Linked DNA regions of Homo sapiens: region 1 is linked to region 2. The links are chromatin contacts, found by Hi-C or POLR2A ChIA-PET in ENCODE. All regions are on one chromosome and are shown on one strand. Each heading gives the region's core, a stretch centred on a gene start or an enhancer-like site at or near the end of the contact. The rest is flanking DNA. Distances are from core to core; before and after follow the strand shown. Region 1 overlaps CASP8AP2 (caspase 8 associated protein 2). Region 2 overlaps BACH2 (BACH transcriptional regulator 2).

Region 1 (5,068 bases), core at 1,510-4,009, 93 kb after region 2:
TCGGCCTGTCATCCCAGCACTTTGGGAGGCCAAGGTGGGTAGATTGCTTGACGTCAGGAATTCGAGACCAGCCTGGTTAACATGGTGAAACCCCGTCTCTATTAAAAACACAAAAATTAGGTGGCCATGGTAGCACGCACCTGTTATCCCAGCTACTCAGGAGGCTGAGGCGGGAGAGTAGCTTGAACCTGGGAGATGGAGGTTGCAGCGAGCCAAGATTGCACCACTCTCCAGCCTGGGCAACAGAGCGAGACTCCGTCACAAAGAAAAAAAAATCAACCAACTGAATCCAGCAAGATATTAAACGAAAAAGCACTACAGACAAGTGAGATTTATCCCAAAAATGTGAGGATGTCTAACATTAAAAAACCAATTAGTGGGCTGGGCACGGTGGCTTACGCCTGTAATCCCAGCACTTTGGGAGGCTGAGGCAGGCGGATCACGAGGTCAGGAGATCGAGACCATCCATCCTGGCTAACACGGTGAAACCCCATCTCTACTAAAAATACAAAAACAAAATTAGCCGGGTGTGGTGGTGGGCGCCTGTAGTTCCCGCTACTTGGGAGGCTGAGGCGGGAGAATGGCATGAACCTGGGAGGCGGAGGTTGCAGTGAGCTGAGATTGTGCCACTGCACTCCAGCCTGGGCGACAGAGCCAGACTCTGTCTCAAACAAACAAAAACAAACAAACAAAAAAACAATTAGTGGCCAAGTATGGTAGCTCATGCCTAAATCCCAGCACTTTGGGAAGCCTAGGCAGGCGGGCAGATTTGAAGTCAGGAGTTCAAGACCAGTCTGGCTAACACGGTAAAACCCTGTCTCTACTAAAAATAAAAAAAATTAGCCAGGTATGCTGACGCACACCAGTAATCTCAGCTACTTAGGAGGCTCAGGCACAAGAATTGCTTGAGCGTGGGGAAGGCGGAGGTTGAAGTGAGCCGAGATTGTCACACTGCACTCCAGCCTGGGCAACAGAGCAAGACTGTCTCAAAAAAAAAAAAATTAGTGGCTGGGTGCCAGGGCTCAGTGGTTCACACCTGTAATCCCAGCACTTTGTGGGCCCAGCACTTTGTGGGGAGGCCGAGGTGGGTGGATCACTTCAGGCCAGGAGTTCGAGACCAGCCCAGGCAACATGGCGAAATCCCATCTCTACAAAAAATACAAAAATTAGCCAGGCGTGGTGACACACTCCTATAGTCCCAACCATACTTAGGAGGCTGAGGTGGGAGGATTGCTTAAGCACAACCAGGAAGCAGAGATTGCTGTGAGCAAAGATCAAGTCACTGCACTCCAGCCTGAGTGACAGAATGAGACCTTGTCTCAAAACAGACAAACAAACAAATGCTAACATTAATAAACACATTCCTGTAGGTACAAACTCACCAAGTCCAAAACAAGAGATCATCTTTCCATCCATATCTGCTCACCTCCTCATTTCTCTAATTTCTTGGAGTAGCACTAACATTCCCTAACAGACTACTGATTTACTGATGCTACCTCTGAAATATTTCTCCCATTTATTCCCATTCTTGCCATTTCGATTTGTTTCAGGACCCCACTATAGCTACCTAATTATTTCCCCACTCCAAATACATGCTACGCACAACTACTGGGTTAGTTCTACCGCAATCCTGCTCAAAAACTTTCCGTTACTTCCCAATTTCTATAAAGTACAAATTCCTTATCCTGACTGGGTGCAGTGGCTCATGCCTATAATCCCAGCACTTTGGGAGGCCAAGGCAGGTGGATTACGAGGTCAAGAGATCGAGACCATCGTGGCCAACATGGTGAAACCCTACCTCTATTAAAAATACAAAAAAATTAGCTGGGCATGGTGGTGCATGTCTGTAGTCCCAACTGCTGGAGGCTGAGGCAGGAGAATTGCTTGAACCCAGGAAGGGGAGGTTGCAGTGAGCCGAGGTTGTGCCACACAGCTAGACTCCATTAAAAAAAAAAAAAAACTTCCTTATCCTGACATAGACTGACACCTACCATTCTAGCTCCATTATTCACTATCTCAAGGTTTCCAAAATCCCAAGGTTCAATTAAATTAGGCTCACATTGGCGAACACTTCTTGACACGATCTCCCCACATCTGTTCCCCACCACATCTGTCTATAAGTTCACAATCAAGTATGGGTGTGAACACCTACAGAATAGAACATGGGAAGGCAAGATCAGAATGTGAGAATAAAGTTTAGGAAGTCACAGGCCCCGAGGCTGCAGTGAGCCAAGATCGTGCCACTGCACTCCAGCCTAGGTGACAGTGAGACTCTCTCAAAAAAAAAAAAATAAAGGTCAGGGGATGTATTATGTGATTAAGATACTTGGATTCCATCCAGAAGGGAATGGGGGAACCAGTGAAGGTTTTTAAAGTAGGGCAATATAATGATCAAATCTGCATCTTAGATGTTTAACTCTGGCAAGAGTCTGGAAAATATGAGTGGGAAGGGAGATAGAAAAGGCTACCAAAACAAAGCAGAAGACAACGAGGTGTCACTGTAAGTTCTTAGTAGTGGAAATAAAAATAAGAAACAGATCTTGGCTGGGCACGGTGGTTCATGCCTGTAATCCCAACATTCTGGGAGGCTGAGGCAGGAGGACTTCTTATGCCCAGGAGTTCAAGACCAGCCTGGGCAACACAGTGAGACTCCATATCTACAAAAAAAAGAAAAGTTAGCTGGGTGTGGTGGCACATGCTTCCGGAGGCTGCAGTGAGCTGTGATTGCACTGCTGCACTCCAGCCTGGGTCAAAGAGCGAGACTGTCTCAAAACCAAACCAAAAAACCCACAAAACACTAAAAACAGATCTGAGAGGTAGTCAACAAGATTTAATGGAAAGTGTATTCAAATGGACAGTCTTCCCCCATTTCAAATTGTTCTTCAAACCTCAGCATGAGTTGTCTTTTAAAAATGCAAACATGATCGTGTTCCCAACTCTGCTTAAACACTTCAGTGCTTAGGCTGGATGTGGTGGCTCACGCCTGTAATCCTAGCACTTTGGGAGGCTGAGGCAGGCGATCACCTGAGGTGGGTGATCATCTGAGGTCAGGAGATCACCTGAGGTCAGGAGTTCGAGACCAGCCTACGTCATCTCTACTAAAAATACGAAAATTAGCCAGCCGTGGTGGCGCATGCCTATAATTCCAGCTACCTGGAAGGCTGAGGCAGGAGAATTTCTGGAAGCTGGGAGGCGGAGGCTGCAGTTAGCCGAGATCACGCCACTGCACTCCAGTCTGGGGGACAGGAGACTTCGTCTCAAAAGAAAAAAAACAAAAAACAAAAAAAACCCCACCAAAAAGCCCTTCAGTGCTTCCTGCTGATTTCAGGATAAAAAACAAATTTTGAGGCCAGGCGCAGTGGCTCACGCCTGTAATCCCAGCACTTTGGAAAGCCGAGGTGGGCAGATCAACTTTGTTCAGGAGTTCGAGACCAGCCTGGCCAACACGGTGAAACGCCATCTCTACTAAAAATACAAAAATTGGCCAGACATGGTGGCACACACCTGTAATCCCAGCTACTTGGGAGGGTGAGGCAGGAGAATCACTTGAACCTGAAAGGAGGAGGTTGCAGTGAGCCGAGATCATGCCACTGAACTCCAGCCTGGGCAACAAAGAGAGACTCCATCTCAAAAAAAAAAGGAAATATGCACTTTTTTTTTTGAGACAGAGTCTCACTCTGTCACCCAGGCTGGAGGGCAGCGGCACAATCTCTGCTCACTGCAACCTCTGCCCTCCGAGTTCAAGCGATTCTCCTGCCTCAGCCTCCTCAGTAGCTGGGATTACAGGGGCCTGCTGCCGCGCCCAGCTAATTTTTTGTATTTTTAGTAGAGACAGGGTTTCACCATCTTGGCCAGGCTGGTCTTGAACTCCTGACCTTATGATCCACCCGCCTCGGCCTCCCAAAGTGCTGGGATCACAGGCGTGCACTACCGCACCCAGCCCTATATATACACTTTTAATGTGTAACTTTTGTATGCTGAATGGTACTTTTTTTTTTTTTTTGCTTTTGAGGGAATTAATAAGATATAATTAATTGTGTCTTAACTTTTGAAAGAAATTTTTAGATGGAGGCAACTGGGATGTTTGTGATAATAGATAAGAAAGACACCACTGACCTGTAGTTAAATTGGTTTGAATTGCAGATATTCATTATTGAATTTATTCCTGTTTTCTCATACTTTAGAAAAGACACCTGAACAATAAATGAATCCTGGATAGTGTACTGTCCTTCAAACAATGAAGTGATATTAATACTTGCCTGCAGGAGATGCATACTACAGGAGAGAACCCTTAGACTATGTCAGGCCACACTATGAACCTCCCCCCACCTGCCTTTTTTCTCCTTTATGTTTCTGTTACCGTACTAACATTGTGGATTAACGACACTGAAATTCTGCATAATGTGAACAGGATAAACTATTTATAAATCGAAAAAAAAAAAAACAACACAGGGCTTCTGCAGGGAATATTCTTTCCTCAATATTCTACTTTCACTTAGCTCTTCTTTGATATTTTGCTTAAGCCATTTTGAGTCTCCCCTGTCCACCCTCTCTTCCCACTAAGTCAGGCCCTCTGTTATATACTCTTACCCCATTGTGTCCTTTCCCTACATGACCTCTTCTTGAAGTTCATGATTCCATTTTTGTGGGATTCCTGGAGAAATGTCCATCTCACCCAATGGACCACCCAATGGTTCTCCATAAAGATTAGGACCATCCCTGTTCTGTTCCCCAGCTCTCACTGTATCCCCAGCTCTCAGCAGGCCTAGCAGAATGGCAAGTAATAAAAGAATATCTGTTGAATTAAAGAAATACCCAATTTGTTAAAGATGATTCTCATGTTTCTAGCTTTGGAGGACAGTCATGCTTTAACTGCAATGGACAACCAGTGAAGTCATGTTGAGTTATCTGTAGGACATCCAGATAAAGATGTCTAACAGCAGCTGGGGGTGGTGGCTCATGTCTGTAATCCCAGCACTTTGGGAGGCCAAAGCAGGTGGATCACGAGGTCAGGAGTTCAAGACCAGCCTGACCAACATGGTGAAACCCCGTCTCTACTAAAAATACA
Region 2 (5,635 bases), core at 1,860-4,359:
TAGCTAATTAAAAAGCACTCAGGTGATAATTATGTAGGAAAAACAATCTTGCCAAATAATGAATTCATCCTAGGATGTGTAGACAATAATCTGCTTGAATATTTTTATATTTCACCTCCTCCCCACCTTTCCCTAAGCAAAGTTTAAACGCAGATAGAGAGTTCAGAGTTGATGCTGGATGTTCAGATTCCTAAGTGGGGAGAGAGTTTGGACATCTCACTCAAAAGTACATCAGAAAAACAGGAATCCGTGATTTTATACCAGAACTCAGCAGGCATTGGCTCCTAGAAATCAAGTTAGAAAGTTTTCACCCAGGGAGTAAGTCCCATTCATTTCAACACGTCCTGAGGCCTCGGCTTGCTCTTGGAAGTGTTGTGCAGTAGGACCTGCTCCCCTGAAGGACGGGGCCAACCAGCCACTGGCTTTCCTGCCCAGGCTTGGCCTCCCAGGACATCTGGCCTGAGGGGATTTGAATCACAGCCCCGAAGGTCCTGCCTTCACCCCATTGGGAGAGAGCAGGGCATCCTGGCATCTGCGATCCATCCCTGACACAGGCTGACACATTCTTTCTCCTTTCCTTCTCCAAAGGCTTGGAGTTTTCTTCTGAGGTTTTTCTGCCAGTGTCTTGTCTGAAGGCAGACTTCATTCTGAGGCTTTGGACAAGCTATCACCGGGAACCCTCCCTGTCCCCTTCCCGAATCACACACATACCCTACCCTCACCTGATGATAATTTTCTCTTCTTGCTGCAAAACTGGTTGGCTTGCAACCCAGAGAGAGCAGCTTCCCTTGGCTCTGGGGCCGTGTTGGCCCCAGCCACGTTTACAGGAAGGTGTGCCCCAGAGGAGGAGGAATCAGCTCCCTCGCTCCAGTGGCCTTGGGTCCGGGTCTCACTGAGCAGCCCGAGGGCCACTCCAGCCCGGCTGGGGAAGAGAGTCCTGAACGGTTTGATGTGGGGATGGGGTGGTGGGCAGTGGGGAATAGATGGTTGACTTTGTTTCTTTATTTGTGCCATTGTTTGGACAATATTAAAGCTGCATGTAAAAGGGGAAATTAGTATATGATGTAGGCTAAAAGTGAAATCATAGTAACATATGTTTTAGTATTATTAACTTTTTTCTGTACAAATATTAGCACTAAATGTTTAAATATGTATGAATGCCAGAAATTTGTCAGTTCATGCAGTAGGATAAAAAAAAAAAAAAAAAAAAAAAAAAGGCTTTTCTTTTTAAACAGTTCCACTTTTAAAACCTGCCTCTGGGTTTTTGTTTTTTCTTGTTTGTGTGTGTGTGTGTGTGTGTGTGTGTGTGTGTGTGTGTGTGTGTGTGTGTCTGAAACAGATCTTGATAAAGCTCTGTGTTGGAGCTGCTGGTTTTTGTTATGGTTGTTGGAATTTCTTGGCCTACTAGGACAGTTCTGTGCTTCACCATGAGGTTTGCCTTTGTGGAAAACTGGTGACAGTGAGAATATAAACTCAATGTGAATCACGTGATACTTCGCAGGCGTGTGTTACAGTGGAGTCAGCTGACAGTATTTTGCTTTTTAACTCTATTGTTGCCTTTCCAAGTGACCTCTCCTCTTCTTTTAAAAAAAGAACACTTTCTGCTCATATCATAACCAGGTCCAACCCAGCTTCTTGGCATGAGGTTTACCCTGGTAACAACTCATGTGCAACTGGTAGTCTTGACCACATTCCATCCATTTCCTCAGGTTTCTGTGGTTCAGTAGCCCAGACCTGTTTGGCAGCCATTTCTAGCAGGGGCGGGGCCTCTTTATTTCTCTCCACCCTAACTCAGACCTCACCTTCCTCCCACCCACCCCTGCCTTGCTTTTCTTCCTCTTCCCCCAACCTAACTTCTGCCATGGGAACTGGTTAAAAACACTGCTCTAAAAACCATCTTCCAATTTCATAGAGATTTCTCACAAGTTATTTCATTCATAATCCACCATGAACAGTGACTAGCTTCGTGCAGTTGTTCATGTGATGTGTGTGTGTCTTTTCCTATTCAGAACTATGTGCTTGTCAAAATTATTTCTGGGTTGATTCAAAGGGAGGACTTGCTGGGGACCAGAATCCAAACGGCCTCAAGTGGAATTTTAAAACCTAGCCTGTCTCTTTTCCCTGGGATCCCTCTGTCAACCCCACGCCTTTTAGGAAAAAGAAAAGTGAGTGAACAGCAAGGAAGAGTGTTTGCACAGTACAGTAACATTTGGTTGTTCTTAAGGCTCTTTTCTTACAAAAATAAGAGACCCTCCAACCACGGGCTGTTTAGGAGGATGCCTGCTTGGGTCTCCAAATGGCTGGGGTAGGAATGGTTGTTGGGGCAGAGCCAGTGGAGGTGAGTGACCCTGAGACTAATGAACATCCCACCTAAATCCAGTCCTCCCCTTGGATCTGCCTTTGTCCTGCTTGTGTATCCAGGCAACCTCTTTTCAAGTTGGTCAGGCTTTGGACAGGTGAGTGATTTGCTGTATGTGTTTGTTTCTCTGCGTTACCTGGGGGTGCCTTGATTAAAATCGAACTTTATTACATACTGATTCTGGAACAAAACAGTTAGAAAAACTTTAAAAAAAAAAAAACCGACAAAGTTACGAGGCCATCCTGCTATTTATCTTCTGAGTTCCCAGCAATGACTCAGGCATCAGAGATGATGCTGCAGTGGAAAACCTGACTCTGTGTGTCTGCAACTGAATGTTGTGCGAGTAATTTATTAACTGTCTTTCTAAAGGTTTGCTGCTTTTAAGATGCACTATAATTCGGGATGTAATCCTTACATTGCTTTTCCAAGGAAGGGAACAAAAGTCTAGTGATTAGTATGCCAACTGCCACTACTCCTTCAAAAGGAGCCAGGACCAGCGACAAGACTCATGAGAGGACTGGCTAAAGTGAAGTGTGCACAGTGTGAAGTTTAATGCTGTTGTCAAGAGGCCTAAACCCACATTTTCTCTTTTAATATTTTATGATTGCCATCAAAGAAGAAGAAAAAGAAGGAACAGACAAAGGTTTGAAAATGATAAGCCTGTTAAGACACCAAAAACTCCTGTCCCGTGAAGCTGCTTGACATCCTGTGGAGTAGCATAATCCTCTCAAAATGAGGAAGAGCTGCCTGCAAAGCTTTCTCAAGTCCCTATTTGGCTACCTACTTCTCTACATTATGCCCCATTTAAACTAGGAGCTGTCTTAGAAATGACTTCAAACTGCTTCACTATTGCTTACAGTTTAGGAGGAGTCTCAGATCCAGAAGGAGCAAGAATCAAGTTTGGTCCTCAAATGACTGTAAATAGACTAAAGAACAAGGTGTTTTTTGTTTTTGTTTTTGTTTTCTAAGAATAAAGCTGTTCGTTGTATCATGAGTTAGTGTTTCTTCCCCAAACTGAAGACTGTGTTGGAAGTGCAATTTCTGGTGAGTCAGTCCACAATACAATGCCCTGTGTGGAGTTGGTATTCATACAGGAAATCTGTGTGCACGAGGCATTGTGTGTTGAAAGTGTATGTTTATAGTACTGCCTGAGCCATCTCATGACCCCAGCGTCCAAAACCGATGCTGTAGAACAGAACATATCTGTACACAAATAGTGTGTGCAAATAGCATTTGTACATAGAAAAGTCTCATTGTGGCAGATTGAGCATAAATTATTCAACTGACGGTGCAAAAACATTACTTGCAAAGAAAAGTTTATAGTATTTTCCTACACTCCACCCTGGGAGATGATATTTCTATCAAATGAATATCAGTGCATTTTAAATGTAATATGAAAACGATGCTGCCATTTTGTGAAGAATACCCACTTGGTTGCAGAGGCCAACTTTCATAGCTTTGATTTAATGTTGTGACACGGTGTATGCATTTTGCTGTCAAGCAATGGATAAACAGCTCTGACTTTCATTCTCATTCCAGTTTATTGACCTCAGATAAAACACTGGCCCTTCTTAGAAGCAGAAGTGTGCACCAAGACCATTCATTTCAGGTAGACTCACATTCAGTGCCAAGTGCTCCCATGGGAATAATCAGACGCATATGTTGCGAAAGAGTGAAGGGACTTGGACAAAGAGGGGTTTTCCTACAGATGGATGCTCAGTCTTCTACCAAAACATGTTTGGAGGCAGAACTATGACCTCCCCTTAAGTCCTAACAATGTATTTTGTGTGTGCAAATCCTGGGATGCCCGTTTCACGCTCTGACATAAAGACATGGCACCTCTAGTGAGTGATCAGGAAGATTCCATATGCATTTGGGAGCTTCAGGTGCTTGTTAGACACAGTGAGCCATTCAAGGCAAGCACCACCTTTGCTAGTGAGGCCAAGAGAGCCTGTGACAATTTGACAATTTGTTCCAGAACCAGTCTGATGCAAGTGCACCTCTAATATATGCCTTACAAACTCCAGAGGCCATATTCAAAACAGGGTCTTCTCAGTGTATGCAAGGGGCTGCAGCCCCTCTTCTCTTCCTCCCCAGGTTGAACAATACGGACAGTTTTCACACATATCTACCTGTATAACCCTCTGTACCTCTCATAACTGGTCAACGACTGTAACAGGTTACATCAGGTGTTTTTCTACATACTTTTTACACAGATTCTATGCGATTAATGTAATTTAATTCAATGCATCATTTTATTGTACTAGTTCTTAGGCTTGTCCTTATTTTTTTCTAAGTGATTGTGGTTTTTCTCGTGGTTTTTATTGTAAAAAATGAAAGGCTGTTGATGCTTATTCTCTGTAACTAAGAATTTTTACCTTTTGGGGGAAAAAAGCATTGCTATGAACTAATGAATTGAAACTTCATTTACTCATTGTAAATACACTATTGTGCAAAAAAAGTTTTCACTCAATTGAATTGCTAGTGTTAACTGAATTTTGTCTAGACACCATTTCTGTTGATGAAATAAAGACATATCATTATGCATTGTAAACTGATTTTCTCTGCCTCTGATCCCTATGTTCCAAATTACAGAGTGAGAAACCTCAGGAAATCTTTTTTCCTAGAGGCCATTTCTCTTCCTCTAGTTTGGACCCTTACTTGCTACCTGATTAATCTGATTAGGAATCTTTAAAATTGGATAATATTAATGTGATTCCTAAACTCTGAATTTTAAAAATCCCTAGTGCCTGTGAGAGTAGATAAAAGGCTTTAAACCCAATTTCTCGGTTTTGATATTGTGCTATCGCTATGCAGAATGTTACCACGGGAGAAAACTGGGTGATGGGTATCATTTCTTGCAACTGCATGTGAATCTGCAATTATATCCAAAATAGGCTGAATTTTTTAAAAACTAAATGAAAGTAAATGAGAAAGAACATTAAGCCAACACCAAGATGCAGTGAGTTGCAAGGAAAGATGTTTAGAATTGTGGTTGAGGAATCCATACAGTCATGCATTGGTTAGTGAAGGGGGTACGTTGTGAGAAATGCATCCTTACGCAATTTCCTATTGTGAGAACATCAGGGTGTGCCACACCAACCTAGATGAGAAAGCCTATGACACACCTAGACTAGATGTTCCTAGATTGCAAACTTGTGCAGCATGTAACTGTACTGGATATGGTAGGCAATTGTAACACCAGGGTAAGTAGTTGTGTATCTTAACATAGAAAAGTTGCAGTAAAAATAGGGTTTACAATCTTATGGAACCGCT

The links. Hi-C counts contacts between places; a loop is a spot of excess contacts on that map. ChIA-PET counts read pairs that join two places held with the same protein, here RNA polymerase II (POLR2A). Pooled maps may share reads with other maps.
Region 1: a loop to region 2 is called in a pooled map, with 2.5 times the contacts of the local background. The contact joins two enhancer-like sites. A Hi-C loop is called at or near these places in 2 of 50 pooled maps. POLR2A ChIA-PET finds 5 or more read pairs at or near these places in 4 of 52 experiments (Caco-2, HEK293, WTC11 and 1 more).

Annotation. Positions count from the first base shown.
Region 1 is chr6:89,833,007-89,838,074 of GRCh38, reverse strand. The region is part of intron 1 of CASP8AP2 (caspase 8 associated protein 2); the gene reads right to left. Among named protein-coding and RNA genes, the nearest start is that of CASP8AP2, 5.7 kb to the right of the region's middle. Within about 2 kb of position 2,759, at least 6 of the 41 ENCODE cell types and tissues checked have a DNase peak (open chromatin) inside an H3K27ac peak, as active enhancers do.
Region 2 is chr6:89,925,810-89,931,444 of GRCh38, reverse strand. BACH2 (BACH transcriptional regulator 2) reads left to right here. Exons shown (of 9, transcript NM_021813.4): 9 at 1-4,917. Among named protein-coding and RNA genes, the nearest start is that of GJA10, 34 kb to the right of the region's middle. RefSeq lists a silencer at 3,341-3,635. Within about 2 kb of position 3,109, at least 2 of the 41 ENCODE cell types and tissues checked have a DNase peak (open chromatin) inside an H3K27ac peak, as active enhancers do.